Regions from separate parts of the Mus musculus genome. Here regions 1 and 2 are each linked to region 3. The links are chromatin loops, found by intact Hi-C in ENCODE. Cell type or tissue: heart. All regions are shown on one strand.

Evidence for each region. A loop is a pair of places that touch in the nucleus more often than their neighbours do. Peaks named below come from ENCODE experiments on the same cell type or tissue, not always from the same donor. Only the 100,000 strongest peaks of a DNase experiment are listed, where the experiment ranks them.
Region 1: it touches region 3 in a loop (3-fold over the local background); 9 of 42 quality-filtered maps call a loop at or near these places.
Region 2: a loop joins it to region 3, with 2.2 times the contacts of the local background. A loop is called at or near these places in 2 of 42 quality-filtered maps.

What each region holds. Positions count from the first base shown.
Region 1 is chr2:3,762,989-3,770,988 of GRCm38, forward strand. All of the region lies in intron 1 of Fam107b (family with sequence similarity 107, member B), which reads left to right. Among named protein-coding and RNA genes, the nearest start is that of Gm36031, 41 kb to the right of the region's middle. In heart, a CTCF peak has its summit at 6,485 (motif pointing left); no DNase peak of the experiment used is centred here; H3K27me3 peaks cover 242 bases.
Region 2 is chr2:3,543,398-3,551,397 of GRCm38, forward strand. It overlaps the pseudogene Gm13182. Among named protein-coding and RNA genes, the nearest start is that of Cdnf, 34 kb to the left of the region's middle. In heart, a CTCF peak has its summit at 3,366 (motif pointing right); no DNase peak of the experiment used is centred here; H3K27me3 peaks cover 479 bases.
Region 3 is chr2:3,709,768-3,717,767 of GRCm38, forward strand. It overlaps Fam107b (family with sequence similarity 107, member B), which reads left to right and starts at 3,691. Exons shown (of 4, transcript NM_025626.4): 1 at 3,691-3,869. In heart, a CTCF peak has its summit at 3,556; DNase peaks (open chromatin) are centred at 3,664 and 4,284; H3K4me3 peaks cover 3,602 bases; H3K27ac peaks cover 1,465 bases.

The sequences.
Region 1 (8,000 bases), 53 kb after region 3:
CTCATGCATGGACCTTGAGGGCCATGAGTACAGGACCTTTTATCTGAAAGAGCCTCTGATTAGCAAAGAGTCACAACCTGCCCTCAGAGGACGATTGAGGAGGAGGGTGTGTCTTAGGGTTTCTGTTGCTGTGATGAAACACCATGACCAACAAGCTAGTTGGGGAGAAAAGGGTTTATTGGGGTTACATTTCCATACTGGCATTTACTGGTGAAGGGAGTCTGGACAGGAACTCAGAACAGGGTAGGAACCTGGAGGCTAGAACTGATGCAGAAGCGGGGAGCTGATTATTGGCTTGCTTCCCATAGCCTGCTTTCTTATAGAGCACAGGACCACTGGCTCAGGGATGGCACCACCCACAATGGGCTGACCCCTCCCCCATTTTCCACTAATTGAGAAAATGCCTTACAGCTGGATCTCATGGAGGCATGTCCTCGACTGAGGCTTCTTCCTCTCTGATGACTCTAGTTTGTGTCAAGTTGACACACAAAACCAGCCAGTGCAGGATGTTTGCTAAGGCTTTTCCCTTTGTGATATTTTCTCAAGAGTCCTCAGACTCAGTCATTTGCTGGCCTAATCCCTAATTGATTCCTGGGTTTGATAACCCAATCTGTTGTTAGGACCTCGGATGATACTAAGCAGGTATTGGGCTCTGGCTTCTATCTTCATCACACTGCGCTGTTTCCACGTCTTCGAGTGGGCTAGCTGTCTGGTGGCCTTGCATAGATGTGCTTCTGATTGCCAGGGCCAAAGAAGCTTTCTCCCACTATTATACACACCTTAAAGAATTAAATAATATTAATAATATAGCTTATCATGGCATTCTAAACTCTGCCCTTAAAGGATCTGAGACACCTAAACATTGTCTCTCATAGCCTGCCATGTGGAGAGTTTTTATGTATGCATGTATGTATGTGTGTGTGTATGTATGTGTATTTATTCTGTGATCCTGCCCTGGCTTCTGTAGGCAAGCTCCCTGCCTCTGAGCCATATCCCAGCCTGGCACTGGTGTCTTTTTATTTGCCTTGTCTTCAGATTTGTTTCTAAAGTTGTCTGAATATTCACCTTCCTTTCTAAATGGGCTTATTCAATAATTGTCCTTTACTCTGGCTTTCCTCATAATTGGCCAACTTTAGACACGGTGTGTTTTTGGCAGTGCTGGCTGTTGAATGGCTAGAAGGTAGAGGGAATACAGTTAGTTGTATTACCCACTAGCATTCTTGGAAAGCAGCCCAAACTTTTGCTTGCTGATTGGCAGCATCACACTCTTCTGATGAAGCCACAGTGCAATCTAGGGTGCTACCCGGACACACCATTCTCCTTCCTGTAGCCACGGTACAGACATGAACAGCTTGTGGTTAATTGGCAGTATAAATTCACAGTAACACCAAAACTCGATCTTACACACACAGGCCTAGTGAACGTTCTGTCTGATGTCAGCAACATGGAATGTAGACTTGTAAACTATCATAGTGGCTGTCAGCTCATTGCTTATCTGCCTGCGCCTTTGCATAGGGTTTCATGGAGCATTATACAAGCAATGCGTCTGTGAGGAGCTCCCCTCATTTCTGTTTCCATCCTTTTGGAGTTCCATCAACTGGTGGTTAATTCATGTTCCACGAGATATGTGGGGGAGTAAATGCATTGCAAATGTGGACTGGGTGTACCTGCTTTTCTATAAGACCTCTGACATTTATGTCACTGGCCTATGTTCAGGACATATATTTATGCAGAGCAGATTACCAAAAAGCCCAATGAGAGAGGAGGCCACTCAGTTGAAGAGATCGGACTGAATCAAGGAGATTGGGGAAGTTCTTGAGGGTTTCTAGGCCTTGGCAGGATGGGATCCACTCAGGGCCTGGCCTCTCGGGGATTTTCTTTCTCTACTTTTTCACTTTCTGTCCCTTCTCTTTCACCCTTCTGTGTCAAGACTGGAAAAAAAAATGAACAGAGCCATTGACTTGGTTCATCCATATTAACTCATCCTGTCAGACTTGTAGGATGCAGTCATCATCCATTTTCCTGGCACCTTCATTAACGGAGAGGTAGATGTTGAGCTGGTATGTTGGGGCACGGATGGGCACTGCTGGCCTCAGGTGGGTCCCACAGGACTTCTCATGCTTAGAACATGCCACAGCTATTGGATTGTTGGCTCTGATTTCCAGTTAAGAAAGTTGAGATGCAGAGTAAGCCATTTAATTAAACAAAACCACATAACTGTTGAATGACCTAAGCAAGGGCCTATCTAGGGTCACTGGTCCTCAGGCCAGCTCCTTCTCATTGTGTGCATACATGGATGGACATGTAATGCATGCTTTATATAATAGCCAGTGGAACCTTATGGAAAGTATATAAAGCAGACAGAATAAAAATGTTCCAAGATGCAGTATAGTATTAACATGCATCCATTTTATTCTGTTAAGTTTAGATGTAGGATTACTATGCCTACATTTCTAATGAGATGTGAGGCCAAATTCTAATAGCATTGTAACAACAAAGTGATTCTTAGTTGATAGTCTCAACAGCAGTGTTATATAAACTGTGTTCACTGAGGTGTGTTTATTATGCCTACAGAGAAGGTATCCACAAGAAAGTGCCATGTGATGATCTGTGTAACCAAACTGGTATTATTAGCACATGGAACACCATACTGTAGAATTGCCCTCCTCCCACCTTATGTCTTCCCTTCACCATCCATGCCTAAGGTAACATGATATCGAACAAGGGGTTGTTTGACTGCTATTTACTTAAATTAGACACCCAGATGGTTCTTTTGTACTACTGGCACCTGATTGGCCCTGACACTGGTCCAGTTTATCATGGCTATTGGTATGTGCTCTGACTATTGGGTATTTTTGATTCCCCTTCATTGTGCCTTCATCTTTCGCCATCTTCTAAATATAAAGTATGCTCCTTGTTTAAAAATACATTGGTGGGGGAGGGGAGCTGAAAAAAAAACTGATGAGAAAGTGAGTTTGGACATTTTCCCAAGAACGTCATTATGTGGTGTTTGGACAGCAACATATTGGGAGCAGATCAGTTGAGATTATATCACTATTTTAAATGGGCCACTTGGGAATCCTAGGGTCCCCTCTAACCGTCATAGAGCTTGGCAGAATATGAAAAAGTAACACTGCTGTGTTTATGCAGATAATCCCAGAGGAGCGCCTTTTCCCAGCCTTTCTCCTAGCAGATTTGTGTCCACAAAGGGTCCTTCAAGTATTTGTCAAATGCTTTTGGGTATCAGACGATGGCTCCTTGTGGTAGAGTGAGTTTGTAGGTTCACCTCAAGGCCAGGCTGTCCTAAACACTGGCAGATGAGGCCAGTTCCGCTGGAGAGAGAGACTTGCACTAACTCATTTTCCTGTCTGTCTGGGAATCCAGGGGCAGAGGGAGGAGATTGCTATGGATCCAAGAAGCCCCTTCCAGTTTTCAGGCTGATCCACGCCTAAGTTTGCCAGCTACTGTCTTAAGTGTTTTGGGGATCTCAGCTCCTAGCGTTTGCCAGTCTTCTGGAGCCAGTTTGGGGAATAGGTTCTCGGAAAGAATGTCTTGAAATACTTTTAGCATTCTGGGAGTAGTTGTTGCAGTTCAAAAGTTCAGTTATTTGGGACTGACTGAATTCTGCTGTATGTGTACGCATGCATCTGGTATATACATTGCCACGTCCTGATGCTTCCAGATAGAATTGGATTTAAAAAAAAAATTGGGGCAAATGAAAATTGGCATAATCTCTAAATTCTGATTTTCAACCACGAAAGGTTAGTTTTTTTGCATTTTGTTTGTTTTATGTACAGATGTGCAAAGATGGACCAAGAATAATAGCCTGATGGTGCAGCTCAGCCACAATAAGTGTGTGTTCTCTTGGCTTGGTGGGGAAGGTTTACATTGGGAATCATTATCTAACTCAGAAAAGCACTGTCTGTGGCCATTAGAATGCAGTGTATTACCTCGGTAATGTGGTAGGCAGGCCTTTTTAACTCTGCCATAAGGGTCTGTGTTTGTAGCTTTGCTGGTAGAACTGTGGGATGCTGGGCTGGGGAGAGCACTTAATAGTTAAAGATGCTTATTGTTAAGCGTGAGGACCGAGTATGATCCCAGCGTCCATAGAAAGCGTTGGGCACGTTGGAGTGCACAGGCAACTACAGCACTGGGGAGGCAGAGATGGGGCGGCGGCACTGGCGGCGCGGCGGTGGTGGTGGTGGTGGTGGTGGTGGTGGTGGTGGTGGTGGTGGTGATGGTGGTGATGGTGGTGGTGGTGGCAGTGTGGAGTTCTGTGAGCTCACGAGAGGCCCTGTATCAAAAAACAAGGTAAAAGCCCCTGAGGAATGACTGTTGGATTTATCCTCTGCCCTCCACACCTAAATCTCACACACACACACACACACACACACACACACACACACACACACACACAGACACACACACACACACACACACACTCATATACAACACACTATGCATCCACATGTACTTACTTACTGTTACTAATGAGGAAACTGTATTATTCATTTGAATTCATGATTAGAAGAAAATATGACCCAAAGAAGATAGATATCTCTAGATAAAATATGTAATGGTGTCGGCTATAGCTTGGCTAGCAACACCGCCTACTCAAGTACTCACTCATATCCTGGGTAATAGCACATTGCTGCCACATTATTTCATTCATTTTCAAAGACAGCTGGGGAACTGAAGTCATGGAAGTTACGGCTTGTCTAACCACTCAGTTGTCTTTCTTTAATTAAGCCAGCACTGATTTTTCTTCCCTTGACTGATACTTGATAAAAACCAAACAGCAGCAGCAGCAACATACATAAAAAACTTACTTTATGAAAGATCGTTAAACCATTATTTCATATGCAAATCATCACTTACTTAAAATTCAAATACTGGTCTAAAGTTTAAGGTGATTTGGATTGCATTTGTTCCCTGATAGATCAGAAATAATTTATCTGTTTTCTTTTCTCCAAGACAGCAAAGAAATATATAAAGGTTTCACATTAGTCAATAAATATTGGCTGCTGAGGTATTTCATATTCTCATTTCAAATAAGATTAACTTAATAATTTATAATTGACTGAGGGCGAATTAAGGAGCTTCACCTAAGCAGATGTTTTCATGTAAAGGGAAATCAATCCACGTCTCAGGTTACACACGAGCCCACCACTAATGTGCCATAAAAATAAAACCTAGAGGGGGCTTAAGAGTGTGACTGCCAATATTTCCAGAGAGAAAGACATACTAAACACAGTGATAAATTATTGCAGTCTTATGTAACAGAATTGTGCCAATTTCTAATCAATTACAGATAACTTATTTTTCATCAACTAAATGTAACTTTAGAAGTTTAAGCTTTTTTATTGTTTCATTGTTGAGATTCTATTCTTGGTTGTACTTCCTGCCACTGAGAGTTGGTAATAGTCAGTTGTATACTTTATATTTTTATCTGGTCTAAATCATTGTGCTAGTCTAGATAGCTTTCCTCTAAAATATGTGGAAATTTCTAGAATACTGACTATGTTAAAAAATAAAATAAAGTTGTCTATTTGATCACTTTAAAGAGGTAGAGGAAGAAGGGTCATTGTAAGCTTAAAGCCAGCCAGATCTACATAGAAAGTTCTAAGCCAGACATGGCTAGATTGCAAGACTCTCAAAACACAAACAAACAAACAAACAGATTTAAAATGTATAAATCTGATACTTGTTCCATGGCAGCCATGATGCTGTTTTTGATCTCAATAAGACTCTGTAAGACAGCAAAATAATTTCCTAGAGACCTATTACTTTCACATTGGATAAAATATACTTAATATCCTTTCATTTTCATGTTTCAAAGGAAGAGTCAAAGATGATTAAAGGGCTCTTTGAAGCGGTCAGGGCTTGGTCACTTCACATTCTGTAGTCAGGGACTGAACCATAGTTACTTTTATAAATGTATTAGGATGTGAAGAACTGACTATTAAGTCTAAAGTAGCTGTATTATCAATAAAGCAATACACTGAGTTGGGGTATTGTTTTTTAAATATGTAATTATATTTCTTTTCATGAAAAATCATACATAAATTGTTACGTTTATTTAAGATGAAATTGTACAGCCGATAAGAGAAGAGAGAATCCACATTGTAGATTCCTTTTGTGAGGGCATGAAGAAGTCTGTACACAATTGAGCATATTCCATGTTTAAAGGAAGAAAGTAAATAAATGCAAACAACTCCATAAAAAAAAAAAAAAAAAACTTACTTTATGGTCCAGTTACTTGGTCAGTAACATCAATATGATGAGAATATCTTGTGTTAATGTCAAGAAGAAATCCCTCATGTAAGGATACTTACTTCTAGACTCCCCCCCTTACTCCTAGACTTTTCTATCACATCTTTATTCTCAGCCTTCTTGGTTGCTTAATGCTCAGTGAAGAACCCCACCTTGCCTCCCTGAGCGTATTTCCAAAGGCCAAGGAAGTCATGTGGCTCAGGAGCGCCCTCTTCTGGCAGCTAACCGCTAACCCCTGACTTGGTTACTTCTTTTAAATACTCTCCATAGAACCTCCATAGAATCCTAGGTGGCTGAAGAAGAGGAGGAAACCAGTCTTTGCAATAAAGGGATGGAATGTTTCGTGTAGATTTCAGTGCAGACTAAAGAGAGGAGGTGATTCCGTAGTTGTCGGAGGCCAGAGTTTAATTACAGTCAGGATGTTAGGAAAATCTTCCTGAAAGACTTGGCCACGTATCTGTATCTGATTCGGCTTGGTGTAAGGTGGATTAGAAAGGAGCATCATGCCTGCTAGGAGCAGCAGCAATGGCGAGGGCCTGCAGGTGGAGGAAGGGCCAAGGAGAGGGAAGGTGCGGTACATAGTATTTATGCCAGTTCAGTCAGAGCGTGGGCTTTGTGAGGACACGTCCCCACATGATCAGAATTCTGTTGTCAGGCTTCAGTAACCACGGACAGGATGGCTGACAGGAAAGAGCATCAGGTAAGAACGTCACAGAGATGGCTACTTCTTTGCTTTTGTTGTGGGTGCAGAGTGAAAAGCCAAGGAGAAGTGCCCCTATGTAGCTCCCAGCTCCTGTCCCAGCCGCTCTGTGGTAAAGCCATCCAGGACACAGGGAGACACTACTTCCCTTTCCAGACCCCTTTGCTGTAGTCTGGAGGAGCTGTATTGCACACACCTTCTGCTTGGCCTGCAGAAGACTCTGAGCCTGCGCATGGGACTTGGGCTGCGGGGCTCTTGTGCCCACCCTCTGACTCCAAGACAGAGAAAATGAAGACAGTGCTGGCCCTGTGCTTAGATCAGAACTCATGCAGGTTCACCCTGGGTCCTGCCCAGGGTCTTGTCTGGTAGGAGACCCCCACTTGGGTGCTTCTCACCGACTGTTACTGTGGGGGAGAGGTCCTAGAAACTCTAAAAGAGAAATCACCCACTTGTGCCCCAGCATCCTGGCCTACGGCTCCTCTCCCCTGTTGCTGACAGCTACCCCATTCTTTCCCTGCCTGCCTCCTCCCTGAAACTTTGACCTTTGGAGTCCCTCCTGCTCTGAAAAGATGTCATGGCTTAGGATAGAGAAGCAGGTCCTTTTATGGAAGCAGGCAGCATACTTTGTCTACTGATTAACCAGAGTGAATCTGCTCTGGGCTCTTTTAGACAGGTTAGGCTGTAGAGCGGTGCCTTGTGCATTTGAGATTTCAAGCAGACAGCACAGCCCCTTTAGCCAGGGAGCAGTGGAGCTGAAGTCAGGCTGGCTGTGATGGGCTCCCTTACTCACTATGTGCAAGGTTTGTATTTCTCTCTCTGATTAAGGCTGCAGGAGTTCTCAGTTAAAATGTCCACAGTGTTTTGGGAATGTGTGGGTTCTCTGTTATGTTTTCCTCATTTGGTAGCTCTGAGCCTTCATATTATACAGTGTTGCCTCAAATATTTAATTATGATGCAGTTATAGCTGCTTTTATATTTTAATTGACTTGGTCTTTAGACATTTAGTAGCTTTATTTTCATGTTAATT
Region 2 (8,000 bases), 170 kb before region 3:
CATAGTGGCACCATTAGGAGGTGTGGCCTTGATGGAGGAGGTGTGGCCTTGTTGGAGGAGGTGTGGCCTTGTTGGAGGAGGTGTGGCCTTGTTGGAGGAGGTGTGGCCTTGTTGGAGGAGGTGTGGCCTTGTTGGAGGAGGTGTGGCCTTGTTGGAAGACGTGTCTCAATATGTAGGTAAGCTTTGTGGTCTCCTACACATAGGTTCTGCCCAGTTTAGAAGATAGTCTCCTGGCTGCCTTCAAATCAAAGTGTAGAATTCTTGGCTCCTCCAGCATCAAGTCTGCCAGGATTCAGCCATGCTTCCTGCCATGATGATAATGGACTAAACCTTGGAAACTATACTCCAGCCCTAATTAAATGTTTTTCTTTATAAGAGTTGCCTTGGTCATGTTGTCTCTTTACAGCAAAGAAACCCTAAGACACAAAGCCACTTTGTGAAGCATGTTGATCTCATCGTTTAGCTAGCATTTGGATGTGGGCACCTAGTATTTTTATAACACACCAACCCATCTATCCCATGCCCTTACTTCCTTCTCACTATGACTAGCAATATTAAAGTCATTGCAACCTCTGGCACCAGGCTTTGGCCCTGTACTTCCCTACTGAATTATTGTAGAATCTACCTTTTGCCTAGACTTCCCTGACACCCAGACAACTGGCCATGGATGGAGAAAAGCTCCCACTCATGAGAACTGTCTGTAACCAACTCTGTGCCTCATCCTAGGGAGTCTTCAGTGAGTCTGGTAGTCCTTCCTTGTTTTCTGAGTTATTTAGCTCTCCTATACTCAGAGAAGACTGTTCTGTTTTATTAAAGGCGATGGTGTAGTGGCAGAAGGGAGCCTGGGTGGGCCCATGCCTAAGCATTCCCTCTGAGAAATCAGCTTTAGGATAGGCTTAGTATAAAAGGGAGTTTGTTTGGAACATAAGGAAGAGGGTAGAGGCAGAGAATGGGGCACAGAGAAGAACAGAGAGAGGAGAAAGAGGGAAAAGACCAGCTGGGGACAGGTGAAGAAGAGAGAGAATAGGAGGGGGAGAGAGAGGGGGGGGAAGGGAAGGGAAGGGAAGGGAAGGGAAGGGAAGGGAAGGGAAGGGAAGGGAAGGGAAGGGAAGGGAAAGCAGTCCTTATATGTCTGGCTCTTAGTACCTACCTGGCCATTGTTAGTTAACTGTTGGGCAGAGCCTAGAGGAAATGCTAACAAGGACCTTGTCCATATTCTGCTTTTTCCTGGAAGTCCAGTAGCTTCTGATTGGTTTGTCTCATTGATGATGTTTAGCTGATGGCCTTGACTCTAATTTAAAAACCAGAAGTCATCACAAAAGAACACCTTTGACTACTCCCACTAACTTCTCCCAGTGTTATGAGTGTGAGCTGTTTTCCTCTTATTACATAGCTGTGTTCAGTGATTTTTATTTTCTCTAAAACTTGTCTCAATCCTTCCCTCTCCTACAACTTGGGTCTTCTTCATTCTTTTTAATTCTTCTCATAAACATCTGAATATGCTCTATTTCTCCTTACCTATAGATAGGAAGAAAACAAAATCTAAGATAGATTCACCAATTCACTAACCATGGCCCCATGTCGCTACCTCACAGCAAAATATCTTGAATACTATCTGTATTCCCAGACTCCCACACTTGGAGGCAATGCTACCTTATTTAAGTATATGTGCCTATATATGATATAGAATGTATATTTTAACTATGTAGATATTTTAAAGTCTCAACAAGAAGCCATATACTGTCTTCTTCTTCCCCTTCCCCTTCCTCTTCTCTTTCTCTTCCTCTTATTTTTTTCTTCTTCTAACACTATCATGTTACTTTTAGAAATTTTGGAGTGTTTTACTTGTTGAAGTGTGAGCTTTGATGAATTCTATGTAAATGGCTGACTGGAGAGTATCTAGAGAAAACAGAATCTCAGGGAGAAGTGCTTGGATATTCACCCATTCTAAGCTGATCTGTCTAGTGGAACCAGATGTTCAGACTGGCCACTCTTTATTCATACAATGTTGGCCTTGGCCTTCACAATATCTTCTAGTATTTAGGCTGCTTTATTTCTCCAGTGCATCCCAAGAGCCTTCAGGATGAAGCTCATCTTTTTAGTGTGGCAGAGAAGGACCACTTTCCCCTCCCCTGAGGCTTACAGCCAGGATGCAACCTCTCACCTCTATACCTTTTAGCCATATGAAGGACTGGTATGTCTTAAGGGAACTGCACTTTCTTTGGCTTCTAGATTTCACTGTGTACTTCTACTTCTACATAGAATGTCCCTTCCCATCTCCATGTGTCCCTCTGTTTCTGTATAATTCATTCCTATGCATATCTTAGGACTCAGAATAAATGCCACGTAGTTTAGGAAGCTAAATGCTTCAGGGGCTATAGAAGAAGTTTTCCCAGTGTTCTCAGTGACACTGCTTCTAAAGTATACAAGCATCTGAGCCCATGCATTACCTAGCCTAAAGCCATTGATGCATCCCCTTAGGTAAGCATTTTGTCTTGTGTTGACTCCTTTGCTACCATAACCTAGATAAGCGATGTTATTAAGTTGGTATAATAACCTTCCCAATGCACAGATGGGAACATCTACTTTCAGGAAGATGGTGATGAAGGGGTTTGGGAGACAGTGAAGAGGAACTAAGAGGAATCTAATAGGTGTGGGGTACATCCTCTTGTGGCCTGTTAGCTTCTTGCTATGTGAGTCTTGAAGATCTCAGAGTAATCTCTGGTTATAACTAATTTAGATAAAGGAAGGGAAACACACAGGGAGGTTTCTGTCATCATTCTGAGCCCAGCTGTTGAAGGTGATAAGAAAGTAGTTTTAGTGAGACTGACTGATTAGTTACAATGTGTTCTAAGGGTGACTTAGAATCTCCCTAAGCCTTCATAGAGGGAAGCTCATGGAACCGCTAAGAACTGCCCCTTATGAGCTGTCCTTCAGTGATCTGACACACACAGCATGGACTGCTGGCCATTCTGAGTCACTCGTTAAACAACTGATAATTTGTATATACACTAGCATTCCACAACTTACACACACACACACACACACACACACACACACACACACACACACACACAACAATTGAGGGATGCATGTTTAAAATGAAATCATTTCATTAAGTTAATGAAATATTGGAACTCATTGATACTAGAAAAGCTTTTAGACATGTCTGATAGTAAAGATACAGCTTTAGATTTTTTGCTTTTCCTCTGAAGACACAGAAGCCAAGAGAGCAACACAGTTTGCTCAAGGACATTTTGTCATTTGGTGACAGAGCTGACACTAGAACACAAGGTCTCTGACTTTTAGCCCCCTGCATGTTTGAACACATCACCAAATCCAAGGAACAGCGCATAGTACATAGCCACCAGCAGGTGGCGGTCTGTCGAGCGGGCCAGCTGGTTTTCCCAGGTTTAGTTTCTTACTCTGTAGAAGCAGCAGGTGCAGTCTCAGTTGCTTTAGACATCTCTACAGATTTTCTCCTCTCTGAATTATCAGGGAGTACAGGACAATGCAGACAAAGAAACATCTTATCAGATAAAGGATAAGGAGAACAGATATAACAAAACAATATTTTCATCTTCTGGTTCACTGTGAATAAACATAAAAAACTGTTTTAGCTTAGTTGCTGACAAATTTTTTCTTACTTTTTTTTTTTCTTTTGGCACTACTGGGAACTGAACCTAGGATCTCATGCATTCTGGTCAAGCCCTCTCCCTGAGCTCCATCCTCAGGTGCAGTTGTGAATATCTTTTTTTTTTTTTTTTTTTTTTTTTTTTTTTTTTTGTGAATATCCTTAATACAGCACCAGCCAATTTCTTGCATAAATGAATAAGACACACAAAGCCCATTCTCTCTGAATGTGCGGCACATGCCAAAACCTGAGAGATTGATTATATGGTTTCAGTTTCTTAAAATTGCATGATTTTAAGATGCTCCTGCCTAAGGTGAAATAACAGCCTACCAGGACAATGATGAGTTTCATCAGTTCATTTTCCCCTATGTGACAGAAATTAAAATTTGCCATCTTGCCATAATGTAGGCAGTCATACATGCTGTTTGCCCCTCTGGAACAGTTTTATGTGACTCTTGCTCCACTGTGCATCTCAGGAAGCTGACCTTTGCGGGCTGTACCTACTGGATTCCTTTATCTGGTTCCTTGTTTGGCTTGAGCAATGAGGGGGCAGCAGTTGACCAGTAAGCAGCCAGTCAGTCAGCAGCCTGCTTCCAGAGTTCCAGCTTTCTGTCTCTCTCTTTGTACCCTGCTCTTTCCTCTCTCTTTCTGCATAATGTACATGTATGTATTTATGCATGTGTGCATAGTCATGTGCTATGGCATACAAGTGGGTATCAAAAGACAACCTCCAGTGTCAACTTCTGCCTTGTTTGTGGCAGGGTCTCTTCTTCACAGCTGGCAATGTTAGGTGGCTCACAGGTTCTGGGGCTCCTCCTGTCCCCACCTCCTATCTTGCCGTAGGAATGGTAGGATTATGGACACACACCATTGCATCTAAATATTCCTGGGCTCTTGTGATCTAAACTCAGATCCCCACATTTGTGCAGCAGATGCCATCTCCCTGACCCCAAGTTCCAGCTTTGTGTACCTGGGTTCATGCCACCCTCCCCACGGAGTTCCCATGGATAGGAATGCCTTGCCTACTAGTTTTGGTTCCCTTATTCTGCCTATATTTATGGGTATAGGCCTTCACTATGCTTTATTTATTTTAAATTATATATATGCACATGCATTTGGATATGAGTATGTATATGGGAGTGCAGGTACATGCAGCAGACAGATATGAGTGAGGGATCCCATGAAGCTGAAGTTACAGCCAGGCATGACAAGTGAGTTCTGGGATCTGAACTCAGCTTGCTTGGATACCAAAGCAGTATGTACTTTTAATCCCTAAGTCATCTCTTCAGCCCCATCATGTCATCTTTAATACAAACCTGTAGTGTGTAATCCATCACCTGATGCCAATGGCCTCAGAAGATATTAATGTTATAATGGCTGATCTTTCTCCCAGGAGAATTAAAACCCATTATTTTGAAGTAAATCTCAGATGACATGGGCATCTAATATTAGTTTTCTATAAATTCCATCTCAATCTGCATTTCTCTGTAAGAAGTATTTGTTTCTCTTCCCCATTTTATATTAGTATGTTCTATTGTTATAGTTTGGATGGCAATTCAGTTTTAATTGTATCATTGCTATTTTGTTCTCCTATTTTGTTCTGGAATGGCCACAGTAGACCCTTTCATGTTGACTCTTAGCAAGTCACAACTCCCTGTGTTCACATTGTAGTGTTGTTGCAAAATGATTCTAAGTTCATCCTGAAACTTTTTTTTCAAAGATTTTATCTATCTATCTATCTATCTATCTATCTATCTATCTATCTATCTACCTATCTATCTATCTGATGAGTACACTGTATGTGACTTCAGAGACACCAGAAGAAGGCATCCGATCCCATTACAGATGGTTGTGAGCCACCATGTGGTTGCTGGGAATTGAACTCAGGAACTCTGAAAGAGCAGTCAATGCTCTTAACCGCTGAGCCATCTCTCCAGCCCCAAAACTTTTTTTTTTGTCCTGAAGAAATTGGTTTCATCTCATTGGAGGGCAGTATTTAGAAATTCAGATATAAAAATTAAGTGTTCTTGGCCACAATGCTCCATACACAAATACCACCAGGAGAGAGTGGGTCTCTCAGGAGTACTGACAAGCTTGTGAACGCAGGTAAGACCACCACTCCTGCTCCAAGGGACCCACCCAGAGACCCCAGGACAAAGGAACCGAGGAGCAGCCTGGGATAGGATCTTCCCAGTTTCCATCTGCACCCAGAGCTGATCCTGTGCCACAGTGCTCCATACCCAAATATCTCCGGGAGAGAGCTGGTCTTCTAGGAGTGCCAACACACCAGTGAGCACAGGTGAGACCTCCACTTCTGTTCAAATTCTTGGCCCAAGAGGGACCTACCCAGAACCATCAGAACACAGGACCAAGAAACAGCCAGGGAAAAGAGCATTACAGTTTCCATCTGCACCCTGAAGCTGACCCTGTGCCATAGCTCTCCATACCCAAACTCCTCCTGGAGAGAGCTGGTCTCCCAGGAGTATTGACATATAGGCTTACAGGAGGAACAAGCCACAGTCAGAGACAGCAAGACCAGCTAACACCAGAGATAACCAGACGAGGAGAGGCAAGGGCAAGAACATAAGCAACAGAAACTAAGGCTACTTGGCATCATCAGAACCCAGTTCTCCCACCATAGAGAGCCCTGGATACACCAACACACAAGAAAAGAAAGATTCTGATTTAAAATCACATCTCATGATGATGATAGAGGACTTTAAGAAGGACATAAATAACTCCCTTAAAGAAATACAGGAGAACAAAGGTAAACAGCTAGAAGTCCTTAAAGAGGAAACACAAAAATCCCTTTTAAAGAATCACGGGAAAACACAACCAAACAGGTAAAGGAATTGAACAAGACCATCCAGGATCTAAAAATGGAAATAGGAACAATAAAGAAATCACAAAGGGAGTCAACGCTGGAGATTGAAAACCTAGGAAAAAGATCAGGAATAATAGATGCAAGCATCACCAAAAGAATACAAGAGATAGAAGAGAGAATCTCAGGTGCAGATGATTCTATAGAAAACATTGACACAACAGTCAAAGAAAACGCAAAATGGGTAAAGCTCCTAACCCAAAACATCCAGGAAATCCAGGACACAATGAGAAAACCAAACCTAAGGATAATAGGTATAAAAGAGAGTAAAGATTCCCAACTTAAAGGGCCAGTAAATATCTTCAACAAAATTACAGAAGAAAACTTCCCTAACCTAAAGAAGGAGATGCCCGCAAACATACAAGAAGCCTACAGAACTCCAAATAGATTGGACCAGAAAAGAAATTCCTCCTGTCACCTAATAGTTAAAATACCAAATGCATAAATATTAAAAGCAGTAAGGGAAAAAGGTCAAATAAAATATAAAGGCAGACCTATCAGAATTACACCAGACTTCTCACCAGAGACTATGAAAGCCAGAAGATCCTGGACAGACCCTAAGAGAACACAAATGCCAGCACAGGCTACTATACCCAGCAAAACTCTCAATTACCATAGATGGGGAAACCAAGGTATTCCATGACAAAACCAAATTCACACAATATCTTTCCATGAATCCTGCCCTTCAAAAGATAATAAAGGGAAAATGCCAACATAAGGATGGAAATTATGCCCTAGAAAAAGCAAGAAAGTAATCTTCTTTCAACAAACCCAAAAGAATTTAGCCACACAAACATAAAAATAACATTAAAAAAAAACCAGGAAGCGGACGCGAGGCGACAAGATGGCGGACAAAGAGAAAAAGAAGAAAGAAAGCATCTTGGACCTTTCCAAGTACATCGATAAGACCATTCGGGTGAAGTTCCAGGGTGGCTGGGAAACCAGCGGTATCCTGAAGGGCTTTGACCCACTGCTCAACCTGGTGCTGGATGGGACCATGGAGTACATGAGAGACCCTGATGACCAGTACAAGCTGACGGAGGACACTCGGCAGCTGGGGCTTGTCGTATGTCGTGGCACCTCGGTGGTGCTCATCTGCCCGCAGGACGGCATGGAGGCCATCCCCAACCCCTTCGTGCAGCAGCAGGACACTTAGCAGCAAAGGAGAGCGGTCCAGCCCCAGGGATCTTCCTTCTATGGGGTGAACTTCTGTGTGATGTTTTGGTCTTTTGTTCTTGTTTTGTTTTGTTTTGTTTTGTTTTTTAATAAAATTGCCCATGTGAGCAAAAAAAAAAAAAAAAAAAAAAAAAAAAAAAAAAAAAACAAACAAAACCAGGAAGCAACAATCACTATTCTTTAATATTTTTTAACATCAGTGGGCTTAATTCTCCAATAAAAAGACATAGAATGACAGACTGGATACAATAAACAGGACCCAACATTTTGCTGCATACAGGAAACACACCTCAGTGTCAAAAACAAATG
Region 3 (8,000 bases):
GCTCTAGGGATAACCAAATTAAATTAGTTTACTTGAGCTTACCTGGATCAGAACCCTGTGGTTCCCCCAGGGTTGTGAGGCATTTGGCTTCCTAAAGTGGATTTCATACAAGGCTGTTGTCTACTGTCAATTGAATTTAAAAAAGAAATCAAAGTAAATATTTTCTCTCATTCTTATTTGTTTTGGGGTTAAAGAAGATGTGGTACCCAATACCACAGGGCAGGCTTTGAAGGCATTTTTTATCTCAGATGGCCAAACAAACCATATGTTTCCATTTCTCTGAGAGGGCAGGGAAGGTTCACTTATCATGTTCAGGCAGTCTACCCAATGGCTTGGCATCATGGACGCTGGTCCAGTTTGTTTTGGAGGGACAAGTCAGGTGCACTGGTAGGATAGCGTCTTACCAAAGTGAGAGTCCAAAGAATGCTTCTTAGGTCATTTGATCAGGCAGCCACACAAGAATACCACAGACTGAGAGGTATATGAATATAAGGCCCTTTACTTTATTTTGATGCAGTTGTGGGGGTTGGAATGTAAGAGTCACGAAGCCAGAAAGATCGTTTTCTGGTAAGGCCTCTGGTTTCTGAATGGCTGTCTTCTCTTTGTGTCCTTGTGTCTGTGTGTCCATTTGTCCGGGTATCCGTTTATGTGTGTGTGTGTGTGTGTGTGTGTGTGTGTGTGTGTGTGTGTGTCAGAGAGAGAGAGAACGAGAGAGAGAGAGAGAGAGAGAGAGAGAGAGAGAGAGAGAGAGAGAGATTGGGAGGAGAAGGGAGCTTGTCACTTTCCTTCCTATAAGATTGTCTTGATGGTTAATAGTGGCTGTAAGGTTTACAGGGTCTAGAGTCACCAGAGACAAGCCTTGAGGTATATCTGTGAGGATGTTATAAAGGTTAGGTTAATTGAGCGAGAAGCCCCACCTGAAATGTGGCTGATGCTGTTCCGTAGGCTGTGGTCTAGGACCACATTAAAGGGAGGAAGAGCTGAGTACCAGCGTTCATCTCTCTCTGCTTCTGGATGGTTGGCACAGTGTGAACAGCCACCTCACACCCCTGTTACATGCCTTTCCTATAGAGGTATTTATGTCCCCTTGAACTATGTGTCAAAAATGAATACATTCTTCCTGAAATTGCTCCTTCCAGGTATCCTGCTTCAGCAACAGGGAGAGTCACTAATAATAAACTTATGATCCCATTTACTGAAATTACTTCTATCTAGGGACTATTGGCAAACTGCTCCATTGGGATAGGGGTAGTCAGGATTTCAATTTGTATATCAAGGAGAGAATACAATCTAGGCCCTAGCACTTCTTATATGGCACATGCTAAATTAAGCCCAAGGATGTATAGATAAGCTTATATGTCAGGCGCAAAATGCTCTCAGGGAGTGCATATTAACAGTGATGTGATAATTACAATGCTGTGCTCAGGTCAGATGGGAAGAATGAACCCATTCAGTTAGAGCAGGTCAGGGAAGGCTTTTCAGAGGAGCCTTAGACTCAGCGAGACTTTTGGATGCTGGGAGTGGTTAGAAGTATTCCAGGCAGAGGCAGAATCCCACTGTCAGTGGTCACAGAGCAGCAGCACAGTGGCTGAGCAGAGCCCCAGGTGCTTAGGGGTGTAGGAAGAGCATGGGACCATGGTCAAGGTGGTTTCAGGGAAGGGTACTTTCCTTTGGAGGACTGCACTAAGCAGCTTGAACTTCACCTTGTAGCAGGAATTGGGAACCTGTTACACATTAGACATTGGATCTATAATGCTCCTAAGAGGTTCATGCTTTCAGTGTGTGTTCTAAGCCAGTGGTGGTGCTTGGGGGGCTACGGTATTTTCAGGGTGTAGATTGCTAGCAGTGGGCTTTTGAAAATGATAACTGGCAGCTTATTCTACTCTTATTCTTGTCTGCTTCTGGACACTCATTTGTAAAGTCACCATTGGATACACCAGCCACCGGGAAGGACACAAGCTTGTGAAACTGTGAGCCCAAGTAAACCCTCCTTCCCCTGTTTCTATCAGGTGTTTTGTCAAAATGGCAGGAAAAATAGCTAAAACAATAGATATTGTAGCAGCAGCAGCAGCAGCACCTGCTGCAGCAACAGCAGTGGTGGATCAGTTTTGATTTAAAAGTTCACCCAGAAAGCAGCTGGGACCCTGACACAATGGTGGCTAGGACCAGTTAGAACACCATTACCATACTGTGGTCACAGAGCCCAGAGGCAAGTGTGGTGGGCACTACCGGAGATGGGGAGGGGATAGCTGCTCATCCTATTCAGAACTTAGGAGTTGATGTCAGTGTGGGTAGGGGTAGGAGTCTAGGCAGGATCCCTCTGCTTGGAGACTAGGGAGCCATCAGGGGGAGAGGAAACTCCATGCATGGGGGTGAATGGCAGAAGACTGCGAGTGAAGCACAGCAGAGAGCCCCTGGGACTGGGAAGGCTCTGAGGAAATTATTGTTGGCTTACCTCTATGAGAAAGCGGCAAAGGAATATTGCAAAGTTATCACTATTACGTGCTGTATTTTAGACTAATGTGAAGTAATGTGAATCCTGGGGTGAGTGTGTCTATTGCTCCTGGATTGGGAGGATGCCCAGGAGCTGGCTAAGAGGACTCTGTAAGACTGAAACATTTGGAATAGGTAATTTGCTCATTGAAATCCACTGACAGCATTTTTCCCCCTGTGCAAATATGACCTAAGCTCTTTGAGTCAGAAAAGTTTCCTAATAAATAAATCCTTAGTCATCTGTTGCCAAGAAAATGAAAAGGCTTTGGTATGGAATCCATCAACCTGCTGGCCTTGTTCTCACCCTGAGACAGGGCCTGCTTTTGAACTCGTGATTCATGTAAATGGCTGAACTCGTGATTCATGTAAATGGCACCCTTGGAATTTTGGGTAGGGCAGGGAAACAATTCAGGAGAGCTAGAGAATGAAATTAGATTTTTTTTTTTTAAAGATCAGATCAGTCCTTCCTTGATCTAAATTCTCCATCTGCCCTTTGGTGAGGGTGGAGAGGAAAGCCCAGGTCAGTGGGTTCTGAGCCTTCAGTTGACTGTGACTTTATGTAATTATAACAAACTCCTTTTTTGATTTTCTTCCAAAAAAAATATTTGGCAGGGTTTCAACAGACCGAAGAGAAAGGGGTGGGGGAGAACAAAAAGGAGAGAGAACACAGAGATACAATAAGAGATACACAGTAACATAGAGACATAGACACACAGTAAGAGAGCTACAGATACATAAAGACATAAGACACAGAGAGACAGAAAGGACAAACAGAAAGAGAAACAGAGAGAGCAAGAGAAGGACAAACAGAGAGACAGAGCATGAGAGGGACAGACAGAGAGAAACACATATACAAAGGAGAGACAGAAAGATGAGAAATAAACTCAAAAGCAGATGCATAATGAATTTTAAATTGTGGGCCCCGTGAACTTGCAGCTGACACCTTCCATTAGACAGGTGACAACTTTTCCTTCCACCTTCCTGGTCCTTTCCTGGGCACCCAAGCAAAGGAAAGTAAACCCGCACAACAGAGGCCCCTGCCACATGACCAAGGATCCAGAGCTCTCATCTGAGTCCACTAGGGCAAAGCAAGGCTGAAAGCTCGGGGGGCGTGGTCGGCCGTTCGGGGGCGTGGCCTAGGAGTTGGGCGTGACTTAGTGATGACTCAGCGGCCCCGCCCCGTCCCCGGCCCGCCCCGCCACTTAATTCTGACGCGCGAGGCCGCCGGGTGCGAGAGCCGCCCCGAGCCGGACGGGCTTCTTACTCCGGCGTTGCAACCGCCGTCGGAACCGCCCTCTCGCCACCTCGGTGGCTAAGGTGCCGGGTACCAACGCCAGCAGCGGAGCGCGCCAGGGAGCAGCGCGCCTTTGTGCGAGGTAGGCTGGCCCCACACTTACTTCTCACACAAAGACGAGGGGCTTGCAAGGCGGCCGCCCGCCGGGAGAAAGCGACGGGTGTCTGACCCCGGCCTGGGGGACCCTGTCGTTGGCCTGCAGGGCGGGCTGGGGTATGCGGTCCCTCGGGCGTAGGCGAGCAGCGGGGAGCCTGGTGGCCCTGCGCTGCTTGGGGAGGTCTAGGGTGCAGGGCCCGGGCGGCGGCCCGGATCGAGGGGCGCCGGGGCGGAGGGGCCCCCTGGAGAGGGGGGAATCCAGGCTGCTGCTTGGTTGGTTCATTGTTGCATCCTCGGCCCTGCAGACCCAGACCTTAAGACCCAGGCTGCAGTGGCTGCGCGCCCCGGGCCAGATGCCCGCCTTGCCTGTCCCGGCAGCAGGACAGGGTCAGCGTCCCGAAGCCGGCTCCTACCCGGCAGACAAAGGCGGGGTCGTGCTGCTTTGAAAGGTGGTAGTGACACTGTTTCCTGTCTGCAAGTAACTTTTCTATGTTGGACTCTGCTGTGCCTCTTGGAGTCCGGTCAAGCCAGGGGGTTTGGGTGATGTCAGCGCAGAAGTCCCCACATTTTTGGGGGACTCAGTGATTGCCTCCTGAAACATTTCTGGATGACTGGGAGGTAATCTGGTGTATAAGAGCCAAGTTTTGACATGTGTGCTGGAAGTGAAGCGTCCCCAGCTCTCTTTGAAATGTAGAGAGTTCCTGTTGAGAGGATGAAGTGCACACACCAGCCATCCCAATCCCTTCTCAGATTTTTGTCCAGGACTGCTAAGTGAGGTTACTTAGTCAGAATGGGGGGTGATACTGGAGGCGCCAACAGGGGAACAGAAGGAGCCCTGTTTGGCTTGACTTTCTGAATTTGAGCCTCCCTGCTAACAGGTACACTTTCTCTAGGCATGCTACCTCACTAGCATTTGGACATGTTAAAGTTGCTCTAAATCCTGTCAGAGATGCCTGTCTAGGGACGGTTCCTTAGTGTTTGGAGTTTCAGGCTTTACAACTTTGAATTAATAATCATATATATTTGTGATAAATTAAAAACCAGAAGATAGGTCACTCATGTGGCCACCACCCACACATACCCTGAGGATGAAGGTGTATTTGCTTTATAGGTGGCAGGGAAGTTTGTGTGTGTGTGTGTGTGTATGTGTGTGTGTGAGAGAGAGAGAGAGAGAGAGAGAGAGAGTCTAAATGAACACATTGTTAATTCCTAACCTTTATACTTGTCTAAAGCATGACATTTAATAATGATAACTTTGCAATGTTCCTTTTACTGCTTTCACAGAGGATTATACTAACAACTTGTTTTGGAATATATTTTCTCAGAGCTTTGCCAGTAACTATTTATTCAGAAGGGAGAGGCGGGAAGATGAAGGGAAAGTAATGTGCTTTGCACTTCACTGGAGATAACACAAAAGACTTTATCATGTATATATATATTTGTATGGGTATATCTAAATCTATATCTGTATACACACACATATATCCATATATGGATATAGATAGATATATATCAGGAGTAGCTTGGGACCGTTTAAAAGGTAAATAAATGTTTTTACTGTGAAAAGTTCTGAGAATCCTGAGAAATCCAGGATGGAAAGAGCTGCCTGTAGAAAGACTAGCCGTGTTTTCCATGTGCCTCATGCACATCTCAGAAAGTTTGTGTTGAGAAAGTAAAATATGTTTTCATTACAGTGAAGAGTTTCGAGTGTCTAAAAGGCCATTCAGCTACGTACTTGGCCGGTGGACATCTTTGTCATTACTTATATTTTCCCCTTGTAAAAATTTTGGTCTTTGAGTTCTTTAGTATGCAAAGCAGAAAGAAGCCTTTGAGACAGCCCTTTAGAGGCAGGGTGCTCAAGAGATGATGAAGTATTCTGCAGTCATTTCTGAAGCAGGAGACACCATAGGAGGAGGTTGGGACAGTGTGCTGTCAGGTCCCATTTGCAGTTTTTCATCTGCTTTGGGTTCCTTAATATGCATGCACACTTGGAGTAGTTGCAGGGTTGTCCCCTAGGTGGTGGGCAGAATATTTTGCCCTCCGTAGTGATTTCTGTTGCTTTTCTAGTCATGTACTTCCTAACAGCATCGAGTGGGATGGAAGGTCCAGGAGGAAACAGCCGTGTGCCCAGTCTCATTTCCTACCCCTCTGAGGGCTTTGGGCTGTGTGAGCAGTACAGGCAGCTTGGGCCTCAGCTCAGACTTTAGGAGTCCCATGTAGGGCTAGAGCTGTTGCTGGAGAGCCCGCTCCTGAAGTACATAAAAGACTTGTACTCTAGAGACACACCCAGAGCAATCGAGTTCTTGCCCAGAAGGAAGGCAGGTGCTCTTACTAATTGACTAATTGCTCCGAGTTTTGTTTAAAATGCTGCAAGCAAAGGAAGAAGGATTTTTCATTTTTCAGTTTTGTTTTTTTCTTCTGTGAGACTGAGGGATAGAAAACTTTTTCTTCCACTGAAAGGGGGGACACAGACTGAATACTGTGGCTTAGTTGGGGTTATTGATGTCTAAAAGCCCCTTCCCTCTGGAACACGCTGTGCAGGAGTGGTTTGAGAACTCAGACTTGGGAGTTTGGTTCAGTGAGATCTGGATTTTAAGATGTTTGTGGAAGTCCATATATACCTTGGTGAGTCTAGAAGTACTGGGGAGAGAAACTGGCCAGCTTTGGGGTTCACTGGTTCCATACTGGGAAAGCTACTGTAGAGTGAAGATCTATGTATAGCTGGTCCCACGGGAACTACTCATAGCCTTGTGTCTTCCCCGGTCTAATCTTTTCCTCTTCTTGCTTTTCCTGTTTAAAGCAATCTCTTATTTTCTCTTTTCCTTTCTGTGGAGAAGTGCTGGGCCTTTTCCATCTGAACTTTTCCTCACAGTGAGTACTTACTGAGTGCACTTAAAGGGATGAATGCTTTTATCCATCGGTGCCTCACCCCTGAAAGAATACATTTATTTGGGAAACTGACTTGGGTTACCTTTGGAAATGGTAAATCAATGGGGGCTGTTTCTGAGGTTGCTGGAGGAGGCCAGACACTGAGTTTGTTGTAGTTAACAAGATGAACTTGGTCCTTGTGGCAGAGTATGTGAGGATGATATTTTAAGAATTGTACAAAGTGACCCCCACGTTATTTAATAGCTGAGACTTTCAGAGCTGTGAATAGGAATTAGCACTGTTTGATTTAAGCTCCTTTAGGAAGAATGAGAGAAACCACAGGGAAACATGGGGAATACGTTCCTAATCCTGTAAGGCAGATACTTGGGATACCCTGGGAACATGAGTTGCCCAGGGCTAGCTGGGCATAGTTGAACTAACTGATGAGGTAGACTGCTGTGTTTTGTCTAGAATTTGGCTGGGATATTGGGACAGTTTCTAGTGCAGCTTCATTGTCCCCACTGAAGGGGTCAGTAGGGCCATCAGGGAGTCAATTGTTGTAGTGATGTGGTGTCCTGACTTAGAGATTCTGAGAAATGAGTGTTGGTGTCACACAGAGATCAGCAGACTACAGCTGTGTTTCCCTCCATTTCTGGAAATTCTATTACAGATGAAGAGACAGCTAGAGGAGCTTGTGGGAAAATAGATACTGGCTTGAGAGTGTTCCCAAACTCAGCTGGAATACAGGAAGGAAGAGGGGATAGGGCTGCATTTAAAGCAGAGGAATGCCGGACAGTTCTAGCAAAGATGTCACTCAAAGTGGAGTATCAGGCGACGAGCAGCTGTACAGCTGGGCCTGTGGTTGGCCTGCCGTATGTAGTGGTGTGTGTGTGTGTGTATGTGTGACTTATGTGAGATCACAAAGGACATGTGCACTGGCATTGATGACAGTAATACTCACTCCACACTCCACAGGCATGGAGCAGCAATAGAGCTTGCTGCAGGGGTTAAGGAGGCCCTCCTCAGCCCCCCTCCTTGGGCTGCTGTTGATTAAGCCTTTGCTGGTCATGAGACACAGAAAGCTTTAGTTAGGGAATTTGCGGGGCCTCTGTAAGCTTCCTAAGAATGAGTTATTAAGACTTCTCTCTAACAGGAGAGAATACAGCTTACAGTTTGATGACCTCTAAGTAAGTCACATAGCCCCTGTGAACTTTTCTAATTTGTGAGGCTAATGTGAACTTGGTAATAC